2 separate regions of the Mus musculus genome follow, and region 2 is linked to region 1. A link is a loop called in an ENCODE intact Hi-C map of the cell type or tissue named here. Cell type or tissue: gastrocnemius. All regions are shown on one strand. Each heading gives the region's core, and the rest is flanking DNA. Links, peaks and the distances in the headings are about the cores only. Region 1 overlaps Manba (mannosidase, beta A, lysosomal). Region 2 holds the start of Ube2d3 (ubiquitin-conjugating enzyme E2D 3).

Region 1 (9,512 bases), core at 505-8,504:
CTGAGACAAAAAAAAAAATGCCATGACTAAAAGTGACTTGGGGAAGCAGGGGTAATCTCAGTTTACAATTTAGGTCACTCTCCACCAGTGAGGGAAGCGAAGGCAGGCTCTGGAGGCAGGAGTGGAAGCAGACGCCTTAGAAGAACGCTGCTTCATATATATATATACATATATGAAAGTGTCCTACATTTTCTTACACCACATCTACCTGTGATAGCGCATGATTTTTGATCCTAGCAGGGAGGCAGAGTAAGGCAGACCTCTGTAAGTTCAAGGCCAGCCTGGTCTACAAATTGAATCCAGGACAGCCAGGGCTATAACAAATAAAAACCTTGCCTCAAAAAACTAAAGAAAGAAAGAGAGAATGAGAGAGAGAAAGAAATTGTGGTTCTCAATTGTGGTTCTCCCTTAGATAACTCCGGTATGCATCAAGTTGAAACAAAACAAACAAACAAACAAAAACCAAAAAAAAAAAAAAACAGGATAATGGTGATGACTGCCAAACTCTGAATATACTAAAAGCCATGGAATTGTTCTTTAAATTAAGCAAATTTCATGTTATAAAGATCAGAGTTCAATAAAATTGTTTTTGTTAAGATAAGTAGAAGAGTCTGGGTCTCAGAGAACCATGCCACCCCACCATACAAAGCCCTAATAGTGTCAATTACTTTAAAGACAGACTCTTTATTCAGACACATCATTTGGGCTGAGTTGCTGAGAAGGAGAAATTGAACAAGTTGGGGGTCCATGGCAGGGCCAGGGGTGGTGGGGCCAGTGTCACAGGTACGCAGTGAAGCCAGTATTTCCTTTATGAAGCCATGAAACAGGCTTTCTCTTCCTGAGGAAAAGCAAGTAATGTTTTCTCACACCATCAGAGACTAAAAGGCAAACCCAAGACACTGGATTCTGCAGTTTCTGGGTAAAGTCAAAACCGGAACGTGAGGAGGCTCTACTAAGAGAAATGCCAGGCAAACTTAGACATAATGGGAGAAGGCAGTGGAGAAAGATCGAGGCGGCAAATCCACATCCCTTGGCACAAGCTTGGGAAGAGGCACCTGTGTTACATGAAGAAGAGCAATGGGCTATTGGGATGTAAGCTACTTGAGTAGGGATGTCAGCTGGCTGGATTTGGGATGTGCTATGTTCAAAGGGAAATGGGATTTTGTCTGGGATTTTTGTGCTATTTGTTTTTCTTTTGTTTTGTTTTAAGACAGTCTCAGGGAGCCCAGAGTAACCTGGAACTCACTATGTAGTGGGAGACAGGATTCTTGTGAGAAATATTTTAAGCATTATCTGGAAAGAAAAGCCTGACACGCAGTAGCTTGCACCACCACTTGGACTACCATGTGGCATGGTTCTCCTAATATATTGATCGTAATATTCTGGCTTCATTTTCAACACTGAGGGTTGAACCCAGGGTCTTATGCACACTAAACGGGCTCTTTACCCTATCCTGTGGCTTTAGATTTTAAAGCGATAATAAGTAATATAACAAAAAAAATCATACACAAGAAAATTGTTCAAATTTAGTAATAATGGTGGCTTGTATACTTGCTTACAGTCTGCTTCGCCTAGAAATATTTTCTTATGATAACAGAACACTGCTGAAAGCAATACTTGTAGTTTTCTTTATGGCCACATGAGTAAGGTTAAGGTCATAGTTTTGTATTACCAAAATTAACCTGTAAGCTTCCCCTGCCCAAGGACCAAGTAACCTCCTGGAATGCTGGGAGTTGTAGTTCTTATAACAAAAGCCTCATGGGAAAGTATGGTGGCCTATGGGTTTGTCTTTATAAACCCCTGCAACAGTGTCTCAGGGCCATTCAGCTTGGAAATTCCAGGAATGGCCTTGACCAAAGTCCATCTCTTAGTCAGTACTTAATATTTAATAAAGCTTGCTTCAAATTTGGCCCAAAATGGTGGAATTGGTTTTTCTCCAGAGAATCTCGGGATTGACAGTATCAATGGTTGTATAGCACTAACAACACTGTAGATGGGGGAAACGTGCTTCAATGCCTAAGGCTCTAGGCTCAGATCCTAGTACCATCCCCGTACACACACACACACACACACACACACACACACACACACACACATACACACATACACACACACACAACACACACACACACCACACACACACACACACACACACACCACACACACACACACACACACACACACACACACACATATACACACACACACAAGCACTGTGGTGGCGAGGGAGCCTGTGAAGATAACTTGGTCAGTAAGGTGCTCGCTTGCCATGGAAGCAGAAGAATTTGAGCACAATTTACAGACCAACATAAACGATGGGCACAGGCACAGCAGCACTTGCCGGCAAGCCCAGAACGGGGGAGGCAGAGACAGGAGGACCCTTGCGACTCATTGACCAGTCTAGCAAAATTGGAGAGCTCAAAGTTCAGAGAAACAAAAAGCAAAGTGGACAGTAATTGATTAAATCGCCTGGCATTTCTCCTTTGGCCACACACATACATACACACACGCACACACACATGCACACACACAGAATAACTTCACAAAAAGTACTGCTGATCAATACATCAATACATTCTCCAAGACACTGGGGAAGTCCAGGGCATTTATATAAAATGGGATTTAGGTGACTTCAGTATAACCACTAGAGCAATTATTCCCTAAAACGCAATGTCATGACTGATGAGCAGTGGCCCCATCCTCACATATAAAATGAAAAATAAATTACACAGTCACTTCGATAACACAAAAGTCTAATCTGATTTAACTCTGATTGATATACAACCTAAGCAGACATAAAGCATAAATGAAAATCTTGTCATAATACAGTATATAGCACATAGTATACATAATATAGTATATATAATATACTTTTAAAAAAATTTATTTAATGTAAGTACACTGTAGCTGTCTTCAGATACTCCAGAAGAGGGCATCAGATTTCATTATGGATGGTTGTGAGCCACCACATGGTTGCTGGGATTTGAACTCAGGACCTTTGGAAGAGCAGTCGGCGCTCTTAACCACTGAGCCATCTTGCCAGCCCTATAATATACTATATAGTACATAGTATCTATGGGCATAGTATATATACTATAGTATATATGGACATAGTATATATAGTATATATGGATGTAGTATATTAGTATAGTATATATAAAAATATACATACCTGAGATTAAAGGGGATTTTAAATTCCGTGCTGTAGGTCCAGTTATCTAAGGAAATCCATCTATAGTTCAGGTCATTAAATCTGTAGTAAGGATCCTGTTGGTACAAGATAAACATGGTAGCCAAATATGCTAAAAATAAACAATTGAAATAGGTAACAAACAATGACTATTGATCACCTAAAAATTAATGAACTCTTGGCCTAGGAAAGTCAGACGATTAACACTGAGAATGTGGGCTGTGGATCAGAGGCTGCAGATACGGCCCAGTGGTGGGATATGCAAGGCCCCGAGAACAGTGCCCAGTGCTGTAAAACGACGAGGATGTGGGAGAAAATTCCCAACAGTATGCGTGAAATGAAAGAGCTCTGCGGTACAAATAATACTCATTATCAGAGAACGTGTCCGGAGATAGATACCGGCTCCCTTTGTATTGATTGTTTTTTATTATATATTTGTTTATATGTGTGAGAGTGCTCAGGCATGCACCACCGTGGGTCTCCCTTCTCCCCAGGGCCATCGGCCATCGGCCCACGTGGACGAAGTGGGCAGAGTGGTTGAACAGGGTATTGGATGGCCTGTGAGTACAAAAGAAAATGAAGTCATTCCAGGATCAGTTTTAGGGAGACAGACCAACGTTTTTAGGGGTGAATCAATGGTTAGATAGTTTAGGGGAAAGGAGTAGGAAAATCCAGGATGGACAAAGGTCATTGGCTGAAGGCTAAACTGAGCCGCCTCATTAGCCTAGAGAGGCATCCCAGGAATCTCAGGTGCTTGCCGATCCAGTTCTTATCAGGAGAAAGGAAGCTGAACCTGTAATCTAACCAAAGACATTCCACAGATAGAGGGGAGATGGGGGACCGGGGTGGGGGTTGAACTCTCCGGAGAAGGTCAGAGAAGGAGAAGCCCTGCTGGTAAAGAGAGTCCACCATTTTGTGAGAGCTCAGAAGGCTATCTGGACAATGGTAGACTTTGACCTTAATTAGCAGGGCAACACTCCACAGCACCTATGTGGGTGGTCAGAGGACTCGGTGGGAGAATCAGTTCTGCGTTTCCGTTGTGTGGCGTCCGAGAACTGAACTCAGCCATCAGGCCTGGCAGCAAGCGCCTTCACCCACTGAACGGTCTCCAAGAGACTCTGGCTGCCTCTTTTAAGCCAAACATAGAACCTCCAAAGTCCTGGCAGTAAATAAAATCTGACCGCCCTGGGACACGTTTCCTTTCTCTCCCAGGGCCCAGTTCTTGCTCTTTGCTTCCACTACCCCGGATAGCCTCCAGGGGGCAGCACATCTCCTGCCCTCTACTGCCCAAAGTTCAGCAGAAACTCCCATTCCTTGGAGACCTTAAGCATTTCCAACCTACTTTTCACTACGCTTTCTAAGTGAGCGCTGCTGGGGGCTGAGTAGAGACCACACAGGCAGTAAGTACACTCACTGCCACACTCATAGGATCCAGCTTTCCTGGATTATCCATGTTAGCAAACTGCAGCCCGTGGGCTTGATTCTGTGTGGCAGCCAGTCAAGGGCCAAGCGCTGACAGACTTACTAGGAGTTGTGGATATGGACCAACAGGCAAAGCACTGTTGCAAAGGTCTAAAGATCTCAGTTTGATTCCCCAGCAACATCGTAAAAGCTGAATGGAACAATGCCTGGAAAGTAGCCCAACAGCTAAGAGCACTTGGTTTTTTTTTTTTTTTTCGGGGGACCAGGATATGATTCCCAGCATTCAACTGGTGGCTCACAATCATCTGTAATTCCATTTCCAAGGGATCCAAGGTCCTCTTCCAGCCTCCCTGGGCACTGGGCACACACTAAACACTAATGCAAATAAAATAAAAAAATTAAATCTATCCGTTTTTTTAAAGGACAAGGAGCCAAGCTTTGTAGCCCTCCTGGGCTGTTGACATAGCCGATAGCAAAGTCACAGTGACCCCGACTATAATACAAAGAGGAATGATTTATATAAATCTATTATCCAAGCCAATCAGTTGCTGTAGCACCAATTTTTTCCCTTTGAGACCTATTCCACTGGTGCTAGAGAGAAGACTCAACAGTTAATAGTTTTTGTTTGTTTGTTTTATTTTGTTTTTTGAGACAGGGTTTCTCTGTGTAGCCCTGGCTGTCCTGGAACTCACTCTGTAGACCAGGCTGGCCTTGAACTCGGTTAATAGTTCTTAGTACTCTTGCAGAGGACCCAAGTTTGGTTCCCAGTAGCCACATCAGGCAGCTCACAACCACCTGTATCTCCAGCCCTCTTCTAGCCTCTGTAGGTTCCTGGAGATGGGTGGTACACATAAACTCACACAAACTTAGTCATAGCTAGGAAGAAGGGATCACAAATGAGGAAATGCCTCTATCGGAGAGGCCGTTAGGAAGGTCTGTGGGGTACTGTCTTGATTAATGATTGATGTGGGAGCACTGAGCCCACTGTGGGCGGTGCTATCCCTAGACAGGTGGTCCTGCTTATATGAGAAAGTAGGCTGGGAGAGACACGAGGAGCAAACCAGTTAAGTGGCATTCCTCCTTCTACACTTCTGCTTCAGTTCCAGTAGACTGTGACTCAGGATGTGTGTGCTGACGACTTTATGTCAACTTGACACAAGCTAGAGTCATCTGAAAGGAGGGAACTTCAGCCAGGTGTGGTGCTGTACACCTTTAATCAGAGTACTTGGGAGGCAGATGCCAGTGCACCTCTGAGTTTGAGGCTAGCCTGGTCTACATGAGTCCCAGGGCATCCAGAGATACTAGGTAAGACTGTCTCAAAAAATAAAACAGGGCTGGTGAGATGGCTCAGTGGGTAAGAGCACCCGACTGCTCTTCCGAAGGTCCGGAGTTCAAATCCCAGCAACCACATGGTGGCTCACAACCATCTGTAACAAGATCTGACGCCCTCTTCTGGAGTGTCTGAAGACAGCTACAGTGTACTTACATAAAATAAATAAATAAATCTTAAAAAAAATAAATAAAATAAAATAAAATAAAACAATCCGGGCAGTGGTGGCGCACGCCTTTAATCCCAGCACTTGGGAGGCAGAGGCAGGCAGATTTCTGAGTTTGAGACCAGCCTGGTCTACAGAGTGCGTTCCAGAACAGCCATGACTACAGAGAGAAACCCTGTCTCAAAAAACCAAAAATAAACAAACAAATAAATAAATAAAAATAAAACAAACAAGAAGGAAGGAGTCACAATGGAGAAGACAGCTCTATAAGACTAGGTTGTAAGGCATTTTCTTATTATTTCTTAGTGGTTAGTGGGAGAAGGCCTAACCCATTGTGGGTGGAAATGGGTCAGAGCTGTTGGTCCTGGGTTCTATGATAAAGCAGGCTGAGCAAGGCACGTTGAGCAAGTCAGTCAGCAGCACTTCTCCAAGGCCTCTGATTCAGCTCCGGCTCCAGGTTCCTGCCCCGTTTGAGTCCCGGACCTGACTTCCTTGGATGGTAAGCTGTAATACTGAAGCATAGTCAAAAAATAAACCCTTCCCTCCCCAAGTTGCTTTGGTCATGGTGTTTCATCACAGCAACAGAACCCCTAAGATAGAGCTGGATGTCATCTCCTGGAGGGCAGTAACTCCAGGAGTAGAAGAAAAAGCCAGTGTTGTCCATGATCCTCTGCAATGAGAGTGGAATGGCCGTGTTTGACTGGTAGTGACCATCTGGGCAGCTGTCCAGGCTTCCCACCCATGAAGCAGCATCATAATGACTCCAGGGGAGTACACTGCCATCAAGGTTTCAACCTGCCACACATCGTTCCTAACTAGGGTAGCTTGATAAGCCACCTCGGGAGAGAGTAAGGTGAGCTTTAAAGCTACGAAACAGATTTGTATTTTAAGTTGTGCTTCGGGGTGAGACGCTGTCAACTGGTGTGTGGAAGTCCCAACTACCTTGCTTCCCTTTCTGCTGCTCTGAGCCGCCCCGGTGAAGAAACACAGAATAAATATTTAAGAACTCAGGCTGGAAGAGAAGCCCAGTTATTAACTTGCCCAAATGTCTTCACTCAGCCCTATTTATAACTCCGCACTGTGGACTTAAACCAAGATGGTTAAAAATATCATGAAAGAAAAAGACTAGCAAGCTTCGAGGGCAGCTCAGCCAAGGACGTCAACACACTGCACCCCAGGGCTAGCGGGGGCAGCAGGGCTTGGGTCTCCTTCCTGTGTCTGTGTTCCTTGCAGGAAGCTACGAGGGAAGCCCAAGAAGGCAATCATGCTAGATGTGTTTTCTCACATGAAGAGAATTTACAGGCTAGTTTCTCCCACTTATACAATTCCAACTTTTTTTTTCCATTTTACTGATGGGGGAGGGGGACCCAAGTGCCAGGCCTCACGTATGGAGCCAGAGGAGAATGTATAGGAAGCGACTCTTTCCTCCCACTATGTGGGTCTCAGGGATTGACTTAAGGTCGTTAGCCTTGGTAGAAATCATGTTTGCCCACTGAGCCATCTTGTCAGCCCTATTCCAATCTTTTCTTTAAAACAACAACAACAACAACAAAACAAAACTCTAGTTTTTAAGGTTTATTGCACAGTAGGGAAGGTGGCAGAATTTAGCTACAAACACAATGGAAAGGCTCTTGTCATTCCAGGCACTAGCAGATGTCACACAGGGCCAGGATATAGACCTCTGAGGTGTCAGTGTCAAGACTTTGTATGCCAGAATCTCCCATGCCTGAACCAAATGAAAAGTTGAACCATGATGGCTTGAGAGCAGAGTCTCCAATGTCACTTTGTGTGGTAGTCCTGCTGTCTACACCCTGGCTCTCCGGTGTCCATAAATACCTTGCAAGCACTCTGTTCCGAGCTCATCCTAAAACCCGGAGGGCCGCTGCTCACACACACATGGCAGAGAGTAGCTGAGTTTCTGGAAGCAGCACACCAAGCCCAACAGACCTGGTCACAATGGGGCCTGGCGCTGACTTGTGCAGCTTACAGAAAACGCTGCATTGGTGCACTAGCTGGCAGAGAGAAATAGAAATGTAAGAAAGAACACTCCAAAACTCAAGGAGCTGTGAGAGAGACCCCAAACAGGGCGGGTTTATAAGGGAAGAGCCACCCTGGATGTGAACAGCACCACACCATGGTCTGCAGCAGCCTGAATCAAAAGAGGGAAAGGAGAAAGACAACCAGCCTCTGTGTTCTCTGCTCTCTGAGTCCTGGCCAGCCCATGTGAAGGGATGCTTAGCCACCCCTACTCCTGCCCCATAAATGCTGCCATACCTGCCCCGCACCTAACCCATCGACTCCACTCTCACAAACTGTAATTCCAAAAGAAATCCTCCTAAATTACTTTATATCAGGTTCTTGGTCAGAGCCACCAGGAAAGTTCCTACTATAAAGCTCTCTCTGCTTGAACTCTCTAGAGGAACCTAGTGTTACCCAATTTGTTTTTAAAAGGCAAATGCACAGCAACGGAAGAGAGTGGGCAGACAGCATACAGAAAAGAAGGAAACCTTTGTCAGCTGTACTTCAGAGGGCAGTTAATAGATGAATATCTAAAGAGCTACAAAAATTAAACAAAAAAAAAACAAAACTTCAAGTTGCCAATGAGTTCTCAAAACAAGAAATATGAACAACTAACAATGTTTCTAGAAGTGTTTAGCCTCCTTATTAACCATGCAGACATAAATGAGAAGTACTTTGAGGTAAGATGGCTCAGTAGGTGAAAAGAGCTTGCCTGCTCAAACTGGAAAACCTAAGGCCAGTTCCCAGAATCTACAGTGGGAGGAGAGAACTGACCTTTGATCTCTGACCCTGACAGCATGTCATGGTTAGGCACACATATGTTCAAATTCACTTCTCTCTCTTCTTTCTCTCTCTCCCTCACTCCCTCTCTTTTCCTCTCTCTTCCCCATTCCTCTCTCTCTCCTTTCCTCTTTCTTTGAATAAGTTTTTAAAATTAAAAAAAAACCAATAATTTTAGAACATCAGCAGTATAGCTATTGTGGAAGAAAGAGATGCCGGTGGGGATATGAGGATGAGAAGTGCTCGGCCCTTGCTAGTGAGGATGTGATTGGTGTGGCCTCTGTGGGGACCACTGTGACATCTTCTCAGAATGTAAACACAGCTGACCCGGATATACCACACTTCTGCACATCTACATCTATTGCCCCTTAATTCACAGCATCAAAGAGATTAAATCAGCCTAGATGTCAGTCAGCAGAGGACTGACCATTAACATGTGGTAATATACACAACAGAATTTTGCTCAACTCTCAAGAAGAACTAAACTTGCAGCAAAATGCATGGCACTGGGAAATACAACATCAGGTGAGGTAAGCCAGGCTCAGAAAGTTTTCTTTCACGTGCAGATCCTAGGGCCTCATGTTTACATATGTGGATGCATGTGC
Region 2 (9,268 bases), core at 1-8,000, 68 kb after region 1:
CCCGATATGCTTGAAATCAGGTTGAATCAGCCATTTGGTACATCAAGTTTTCGAATATAAGAAAATTTACCTGTGAAGTATCAATACATAATTCTTTAAACTTGTAAAATCTGTTTTCCCTTGCCATCCCAGTATATAGAAAAATTCCTGGTATAGATTAGGCAAATGGATAAACTTGCTTAGAGCCTGATTCTATCTCATGTTATTTTACTACAAATGTTTACACTTAACCATTACTGCCTTGCTAGAGCTTTTAAGTCATTAAAATGGTGCCAGAGCAGCTGGGTATCACCTGTAAAAGAAAAAAATCAGTAAGACCTCCCTTTAAAATGTTCTGTTTTACACTTATAAGAAGCTATAGATCTGAATTTTGATTAGCACTGAATGTTATAGTCTCCATATTAGTTATGCTGCAAAGCACAACAATGCATCTCTAAAAAGTGAGGTTGACCCTCAAAACTGTCACACTAAGTGATAATTTTAATGTTAACTTCTATTATCTATTTGAAGTCTTGAATACTAAGGTTTTCTTTCTCTTTGCATTATCATCAAGAATACAAACAGTTAAGTGTTTTGCATAAAACTACAAAGATTACCCAGAGACAGAATTTAAGATTTCAACATCAATATATACAGGTTAGACTTAACTTCATGAACAGCTTTTCCAATCAAACTGATCAAGTTATACATACTAAATAACTACAAATAAAGTAGTATTAGATCCTACCAGTCATTTTAAGTCCTTGCCTTCCTTTCCACAGAACTCTTTAAAAACTGTGTTACTAAGCCAAAGTTTCTAATACCGAACCTTCCCATTTTGTCTTTTCTATTAAGACTGAGTTTATTCTGCACAACATTTTTTTCAAGTTAGCTGTAAATACTCCACCCTCTCGATTGTGAAAGAACCAAATACAAAACACACACACACACACACACACACACACACACACACACGCACAGAAACTTAGTCTGAGAGTTTGAATTTAGGTTAAGTCTTGGGGGCAGAGGCTGTGAGAGCTCCCTACAACAGAATAAAAAAACGTTTAACGCTAACAGAGAACATTATCTTAAATAGTTAGAAAAGGAGATGCCGGAAAGAACCCGAGCCAGTTAAAGCAGCCGCCATCTTAAAATGCGGGATAGAAGTTAGAGCAAGAAAATGAGACTAAACCACCGGAGAGGTGGATCCACTCGCAAAATATTTCTGAAAAAAATTCTAGTTCTTGCCAACTTAAATTGACAACTTATCAAACTATATCGATTTGCTCAAACAAGCCTCCTTAAAGATGGGTTTTAAGCAAAAACAGTCTCCCCATCCAGTTTCCCTGCACTGTCAACCCCCACTCCCCCCAGGATCTTTCAGAAGGCTTTTACAGGGTTCCCAGTGCCTCAGATAAATAGCTTCGGGTGAGAGCAGCGACCACACAACACAGGAAGTGGCAACAGTGTCGGTCCACCTCCTCCCAACCCTACTTACTCTTGTGTAACTGCCCAGATTTGGTTAAGCTTCTGAACAGACTTCGTCACCACATTTTAGCGAACTGAGGTATGTTTGTCATACCCAGACTCTCAGTCAAGTTTGGAACAAAACGTTTTTCATCTGTTACATTCCTTTCTTTTGAATGCCAATAAGCCTTAGCAGCTGTAATAAGTTTTGAAGAACCAAGACTAGGAAGCAGCACCATGACATTAGCCGAGGGCCTGTACACAATTCTACTTCCCAAACCTGACTCTTAGGCAAAAAACCGAGGAGCCTAATAGCCACGCTCCCTCACCCATACTTACAGATTCTAGTGAAAAAAGCTAACATTTCGCTTACCCAAACCATTCAGTTCCCTATCTTACAGCTCATTTCAAAGTGCACCTGCCTTTCCTTAACCCAAGAAAAGGTATTTTCAGAATTGTATCCACCACCAGACCCACGCTTTTTTTCCTCTGGGCCCCAAGCCTCCTTTCTTCCCACAACCCTGTCCGCACCATTTAGTCCAAACTGCTCACCTTATTAATCCGTTTCAGCGCCATAGTCTGTGCTTTTCGCCGGGCTCCTCACTATCCCGAGGTGTACTCAAAGGTCCGGCCAAAATTCTTGATTATCCCGGCGGCGGGGAAGGGTTGTCTCTTCTTCTCACACCGGCTCTGCCAGACACAGGCGCCTTTTTGCAAAAACGGAGCAGGTCAGCGACTCGCCAGGGCCTCGGAGAAACCCTGCTGACTCCAGAACCCTGAAAACCGCCGCGATCCCGGCAGGGCGGGGCGGGGTGGCGGAGCCACCAGCTACCGAGATCCGCGCTTCGCCCCAGAGAGGGCGAGAGGGTGACGGGAAGCGCCGAGAGGTGGTTACAAGTTTAACTTCCCGGCCTCTTGAAAGGAAGACGAGCCCCGGGTGGGAGAGGAAGAGGCGGAGGAGAAAGGGGTGGGTGCGGGGCAGGGTCCAGAGCCGGGCAGAGGAGGAGCCGGGGCCTAGTCGGCGCTAGGCCGGCGTCACTCGGGCAGAGAAAGGCAAGGGGGAGGGGAGCGGGCGGCTCCGGACCGACGCCGGGCTCCTTTCGGTTTCGGCTCCAAGGGACAGCGAGCCAGCACAAGGCAATGGGCCCCGGGTGCGCTCCCGTCCCCACGGCGAGGGCTGTTCTGGGTCGCCCCTGACACCACCGTACTCTCCGCCTCGCAGCGCGCTCCTGCGTGCGCGCGCCCGCCCGCTCGCTCGCCCGCCACCTCGCCACCACGCGCCCGGCGGCCGCGGAGCTCCGGCGCGAGGACGCGCCCATGCCCCCTCCCCCTGCGGCCGGGCCCCGGCTCCGCCGCCGGCCTCTCCCCACCCTACCCCACCCAGCCGCGAGGGCTGCCCGCTCGGGCCGCCCACAGCCCCCCGGGCACCGCGCCGGCCCCGGCCCGTCTCCCTCCCCTTTCCCGAGCTGTCCACACCCACGCGTACAGAGGGCCGGGGCCTCCCTCGAGCTGCGGCCTCGGCCTCCTCCCCGCGCGGCAGCTGGTGCCTCCCCGGCCCTACGGGGCTCACGCGCACGGCACAGCCACAAGATGTCCGCTCTGACGGAACTACTGCCAGCTGCCACGCTCCGCCCCTCCCCCCGCCTATTCACCGCCGCGTATCCGTCCGCCAACGCCGCCGTCGCGAGCGCGGGGCGAGCCGAGGGGTTCAGGGGGGAGCGGTTTGCTTCCCTCGCTCGGGCCGAGTGGACGTGCCGCCCGCTTGCCGTCTCCCTGTCGGAACAGCACCTTCTCGCTAAAGCGATCGGAGGTCGGGCCGGGAGGGCGGGGGACGGAGGCGGGTCATGGGCTGAGGGGGAGGGTAGGCGAGTGGCGGAAACCCTTAAATTCAGAGAAGCATCGAGAACCGGAAGGAGACCTTAGGAGGAAGGTAATGGAAGCGGCAGCTGCGCGGTCGAGGCCCCACGCCCCTCCCTGAGTGGCCCCCCGTTTCCTCACTTGGGATGGAGGTGGCGGATCTCGCGAGAACCTCGTGGCAGGCTCGCAGCAGCTCCGGGTCTGCAATGACTTAAGGGCAGTTTTGTGCTCTCTTCCTGGCTCGGGACCCGCCCCCAAATCCGCAAGTTATCGCGAGATGCGCCGGCAACCCCCCCCCTGGGCTCTTACTGGGCGGGTCTTGCGAGGGAAGCACCGCCCCTGAGTGCTTATGCTAGTGGGCGGGGGAGGAAATGGAATTCCCCCGACCGGCCGGCCGTCGCGCGCCGACACGGCCCTCCCCCGGGCGTCCAATCGGGGAGGTGCTGTGGGCGGGGCCGCGGGGTGACTAGATGCCTTAGTCAAGGTGGAGCCGGTTCACGGCTTCTGCCGGCCCAGGTGATGGAGATTTCTTCCCGTGCTCCTCAGAGAGGGCTGAGCAGCGCGAAGAAGCTCCCCTCAAATTAGGAACAGCAAATTAAAAGATCCAGGCTGAGTGCTGATCGCACCGCCAAGTGCGGACACATGCGCGTTGTTAACCCCGAGGGGCCAATCTGAGAGCAGCGGCCTGCAGGGTTCTGCGTTTGCATAGCCTTAACAATACAGCTTTATTGTGATCGGATTGGGTAGAGCCTTAGGTATGGAACCGCAAGAGGAATATCCTAGAATCGTCTTTTCCTTCTGCTGTTTCAGTTTTTGAGCCCCAAAGTGACAAAATACTAGGGAATCGGTCTGGATTAAATCCTGGGGGTGAGATCTGTTAAGTGTGCCACTGCCCTGTTTTAGTCTGCCCTGCATAAAATGTAGAGGGCCGTTTGTCATCGAGAGTACTCTTTGGGTAAAAAGTAAGACTTTAACTTTTGAAAGACATTCAAAAAGATCAATATGTTTAGGTTTTCTAGCATCCTTAAACGACCCTACTTAAAGTGGAGGTCCTTCAGGACTACGTGGAAATAATTTGAATTTTGAGAACCTGTTGCAGGCAATATTCCGCAAGTAAAATGATAAAAGTCAATGTATAGCCGAAGAGTGACGGTGTATACCATAGGTAATATCACTGGAGCAGTTAACGGAATGCAGCTGCCTCAGCTACTCGCCATAGGAACCACCTGGAGTCTTGTTTAAAATGCTGATTTTATTTAGTAGGCCCGAGATTATACTTACAACAAGCAGCCAAGTGATAGAGATTACTTCATCAGAACCATTTTCTGAGTTAGTAAACCCTCAGTACTTACCTCGTGCCCTACGGGACACCTCTGACTTTCTCCTCCCTGAACAGCCCATTGTTCTCTCCTGGCTAACCAGTAGACACAAAGCAAAGAGCTAAGCATGGGGGTGGGAGGAGAACCCCAGATCTGAGTTCTTGCTTACGGCTTTCTATTTATGATAGTGGTCTGGTTCCACATATTATAGTTTTGTTTCTTCACCACCAAGTTAGATGTAATAATGCCCGCCCTTTGTCACTGAGTTGCTGTGTTTTAAATGTCATAATGTGAAAGGACACTGTAGGCTGTTACTGGTTATATCAATGCTGTTTTAAGATAGCGTACAAATAATGGGTTTCCCTGTGACAGTGTCATGTATATGTCACACTTTGTTCTTGTTACCCCCTACACACACTGCTGCTCCTCCTTGCTATCAGTCACAACTCAGCTATTTAACTGGCCAGAGAGAAATATGAAACATTTTGAAATATATGTATATATAATAAAATAGATTATATCTATGAAAATTATGTGCCGGGCATGACACTTGTTTTCTTTTACAAATGAAGAAACTGGGCACAGATTGCTATTACACCAAGGGGACAGAGCTATTAAGTGGGAGAAGTGGAATTTGAATGTAAGTATTCAATTTCAGAGTACTTACTGGACTGAGTCTTATAGAACACGAAGTTTTCTATTTGTGTTTTAAATTGACAGCTGAATTCGTTTGTTTGGCTTCTTTTCCCCTTTGTTTTGTACTTTCAGAAGCCAGGGTGCACAGATTAGTGAGGAACCTAACTGGAACCTACCAACTAGAAACTCAACATACAGGGAGGACAATGAAGTAACCTTCAAAGAAACCAGTTCCTGTTGCCCTAATCTAACAAGTTTCAACAAAGAAGTACACTAAAACTTTACTGCTATGCAATAAAGCACAGCAAACTGGGAAAAATTGTGGTCAGAGTTCTTATATCTAAAAGTATGTGGGCAGTTCAGTAGAGCTGTTGACCCTGCTCAAAATAATGTTTCATATGTGAAAACACCCTCACATACACTGAAATTCATACTCTAGAGTGAGACATTGGAAGTAGTCAGTTTTAAAGAAAAGCAAACATGGTATGAGTAATTTTAATAGACACTATACTAGGTCTAGGACTATAGGTCAATTGGTACAGTGTCTGTTTAGCATGCATGAGGCCCAAGGTTCAGTTCCTAGCACCTATGAACAGGAATGGAGCCGCACAGCCATAATCCCAGCACTTGAAGTTGAGTGGGGCTGGGGGTTGGAGTGTCTCCTTACCTTGTATCTAGTTCAAGGTCTGCTTGAGATGTGTAAGACCCTAACTGAAGAAATAAAACACAGTAGGGTCTAGTTGGTTAATAAAGACCCAAACTTTGAATTGATGATAAGGTAAATGGTGTGTCTAGTATTTATTAGAATTGTAATGTGGTGATACAAACTTACACACATGAAAAGTAGGTTTGGCTAATACTCTGTGTTTATCTCCTACATCATTAGTTGAAGACATGCAAAGTGATTAGGAAAAGATAAGATACAGAATTTTAACTGGGCATAGAATTGAAGGCCTGTAATCCCAACCTTTGGAGGTAGACGCAGAACCTAAGAGTTTGATGACAGGAGTTGGAGAGATGGATGAAGAGTTAAGAACTCTTGTTGCTCTTCCAGAGAACCAGGTTCAGTACCCAGCATCTTCATGGTGGTTCACAATCATCAGTAACTCCAGTTCCAGTGGATCTGATGCCTTCTGGCCTCCGTGGGCAACAGGTATGCATGTAAGATAGAAATACATATTAAACACACACACACACACACACACACGCACACGTAGGTAAAACATTCATACCATAAAAATTTGAGGCCAGCATATATGACTACACTGTCTAAAACAAAAAAAAAGTGTACCCTTACTCAATATATACCATATACAGAATAAAGTATTTATATGAATTTCTATTTGAAGTTCATTTGCATATCCTGCAAAAAGGTGATTTGAAGCCTAAGTGAAACAAATATGTGGTTTTCATAAAAATACAACTAATTTTATACTCTAATTTAAAATATCATTTTGTAAGGTTGAGTGAACTTCCTTCAGGGAGTTGTATTTGGCTGGGCGTGGTGTCATCCCTCTAATTCTGGCACTGGGGAACGGAGGAAGGAGCGCACCAGCTAGAGCCAACCTGGGCTATGGAATGGCATTGCTTTTAAACGGAAGCTGTGCTTCATGTTGAGAACAGTATTTTGACATTAAATTGGTAGGGTTCAGGCTGTAATGAGCCATGCACAAATCTTTGTGATTAAAAAATAGTGTTTTTCTCCATACAAAACATATATATAAATGTTCATAGTAGTTAAATCATAACATTCAAAAACAAGCAACCCAGATCCTTTCCAGTTGATTTAGGTTATTCATCAATGAAACAGAATTGCACTGAACAGAAGAGAATGCTGGCATATAGTAGCACACACTTGTAATCCTAGGAATAAGGGAGGATCGTGAGTTTTAAGGTCGGCCTGGGCTACTCCTGAGGTCTAGGCCAGGCTAGATGAGGTATGCAGAAAGAAGTGGGAAGGAAAACATTACAAGCCCATTTAAACTATTCGTGAAGGAATCCCAGCAAACGAAAATGGAAGCAAGAAAGCTTTTTTTCCTTTTTTTGGCATGAATATACTTTCTTATACATATGTGTGTGCACACAATTAAGCAATCACCTTTCTTACTGCCATCTTATACAAGACTTATTAGCACTTCATCAGTATTTTAAATATTGTTAATTTCATCGAGTAGTCCAGTTAGAAGAAAAGTAAATATTACTCAAGGGCCTTGTCTGGGGAAGGGACAGTGCCCCCAAAGCAATATGTAAAATACTATGATGCCCAACCTTGATGGAACACTCAGCTTGACTGGGTAGAGGGATGCCCACATGGTTGGTAAAACATTATTTCTGGTGTATCCATGGTATGTTCTTGGAAAAGCTTATCCTTTGAATCAATGAACTGAGACCAAAGACTGGCCTCAACACAAATAAGAAAATTTCAATCCATGTAGATTCTGAATAAAATAAACTGGCAGAGGAATGGAAATTTGTTTCTTATATTCACCTTCTCTGGCCCTCAGATGGACACCAATACTTCTGGATTTCTGACCTTTGGATTCACTAGGAAGCTTTTATTGCAGTCTCTTCACCCCCCCCCCCCACCCCCCAGGCCTTCAGACTACAGCTGAATTCTGCCACTTGCTCATCATTTAAGCAGCATATTTTCGGACTTTGTGATCTCCAAGATAGTGTCAGAGCCATTTCCACTGTTTCTTTAGGAAACTCTAATTACTGTGTTCCTCTTTTCTCAAGCATAGCAGGACTATTGCCTTAGAACACAGAATTCATTGTTACATTATTATACTCACTGTTTCATAAAACTTATTTTGTATTTGTTAGCTTGCAATACTGTCTCTATAACATTGTTCCTATATCTGAAAGTTATTCTGCTGTTCAGCCAACATTTATTTACAAGTACAGTTTTTAAAAACAAGCTCAGAGGTTGTTTTAAAAATAACCATTGTGAGATGGTTCAGTAGTTTAAAGCACTGGCCTCTCTTCCAAAGGACCTGGGTTCTATTCCCAGCACCCACTTTGTGGTTCACAGCCATCTGTAACTGCAGGCCTATGGGATTAAATGCCCTCTTTTGGCAACCACAGGCACCAGAATACATGCAGTGCACAGATGTATATAAGTAAAATACCCATACCCTTAAAAATAAAAAAGACAAAACATCAAATCCACTTATAATCCAAGACAGCTTTTGATGTGGGATCCAATAGGTTAAGTGCCTATCCATAACTGTCACCCAGTGACCTTTATACATTTGAATAGGTTGCATGGGGTTCTTGAAAGAAATGTTATGTTATGGTTCTTTGGTTTTGTTTCCTTTAAGATTAGGCCTAACTATGTAGCTCAAGCTGACCTCAAAGTCATTATGTTATGAACTGGCCTAAAAGTTAAGAATTTTCTGCATCTGCTTCTGGAGTGCTGATTTTATAGGGATGTATCACCATGCCTGACTCAGACAAACGGTTTCTAGCCAGAATAGTATTCATGTATCTTAACTTTTTTTAATTTTTAAATTTTTATTTTTTAAAAGACAGGGTTTTTACAAAGCCCTGGCCATCAATGGAACTATGTAGGCCAGGCTGGTCTCAAATCACAAAGATCTGCTTGCCTTTATCTCCCTAGCACAGAGATTGAACTATCCTGGGCTTAAACCAAGGGAGTTAATCAGAGAATATGTCTGTGAGAAAAAAAAAGTTGTCATTAAGTGAAAAAGTAGGACAAAGCTGGAAACAAAAAAAGGGAAAGTTCATAGGAGATAAATAAACAGTGAGAGTATCAAGATGACTTAGGAAGTTTGGGAAGCAGTAAGTATTTTGCTGTGTGTGCCTATATATGCAGTCGTGTACATGCACCCTCGAGACAAGACTGCAATGTGGGATTCAATCTTGAGTTCTGAAGTGGATGTGATGACCTTTTTTTTTAAATGAAAAAAAGGCTTGATTGGATTTCGTTCATAAAATATGTCTATGATAGCCTTGTAAAGGATATATGGAAGTGTGATGGGAGAGTCTTT

The links. A loop is a pair of places that touch in the nucleus more often than their neighbours do. Peaks named below come from ENCODE experiments on the same cell type or tissue, not always from the same donor. Only the 100,000 strongest peaks of a DNase experiment are listed, where the experiment ranks them.
Region 2: a loop joins it to region 1, with 2.1 times the contacts of the local background. A loop is called at or near these places in 2 of 42 quality-filtered maps.

Annotation. Positions count from the first base shown.
Region 1 is chr3:135,500,664-135,510,175 of GRCm38, reverse strand. It overlaps Manba (mannosidase, beta A, lysosomal), which reads right to left. Exons shown (of 17, transcript NM_027288.3): 2 at 3,173-3,267. Among named protein-coding and RNA genes, the nearest start is that of Manba, 20 kb to the right of the region's middle. In gastrocnemius, for the core only: a CTCF peak has its summit at 4,448 (motif pointing right); a DNase peak (open chromatin) is centred at 4,436; H3K4me3 peaks cover 1,155 bases; H3K27ac peaks cover 4,091 bases.
Region 2 is chr3:135,432,529-135,441,796 of GRCm38, reverse strand. Ube2d3 (ubiquitin-conjugating enzyme E2D 3) reads right to left here and starts at 2,671. Exons shown (of 7, transcript NM_001356597.1): 1 at 1,999-2,671. The coding sequence starts at 2,022. 4930539J05Rik (RIKEN cDNA 4930539J05 gene) reads left to right here and starts at 3,132. Exons shown (of 3, transcript NR_030689.1): 1 at 3,132-3,376; 2 at 5,195-5,262; 3 at 5,391-5,577. In gastrocnemius, for the core only: no CTCF peak of the experiment used is centred there; DNase peaks (open chromatin) are centred at 2,481, 2,754, 3,090, 3,570 and 1 more place; H3K4me3 peaks cover 4,474 bases; H3K27ac peaks cover 4,704 bases.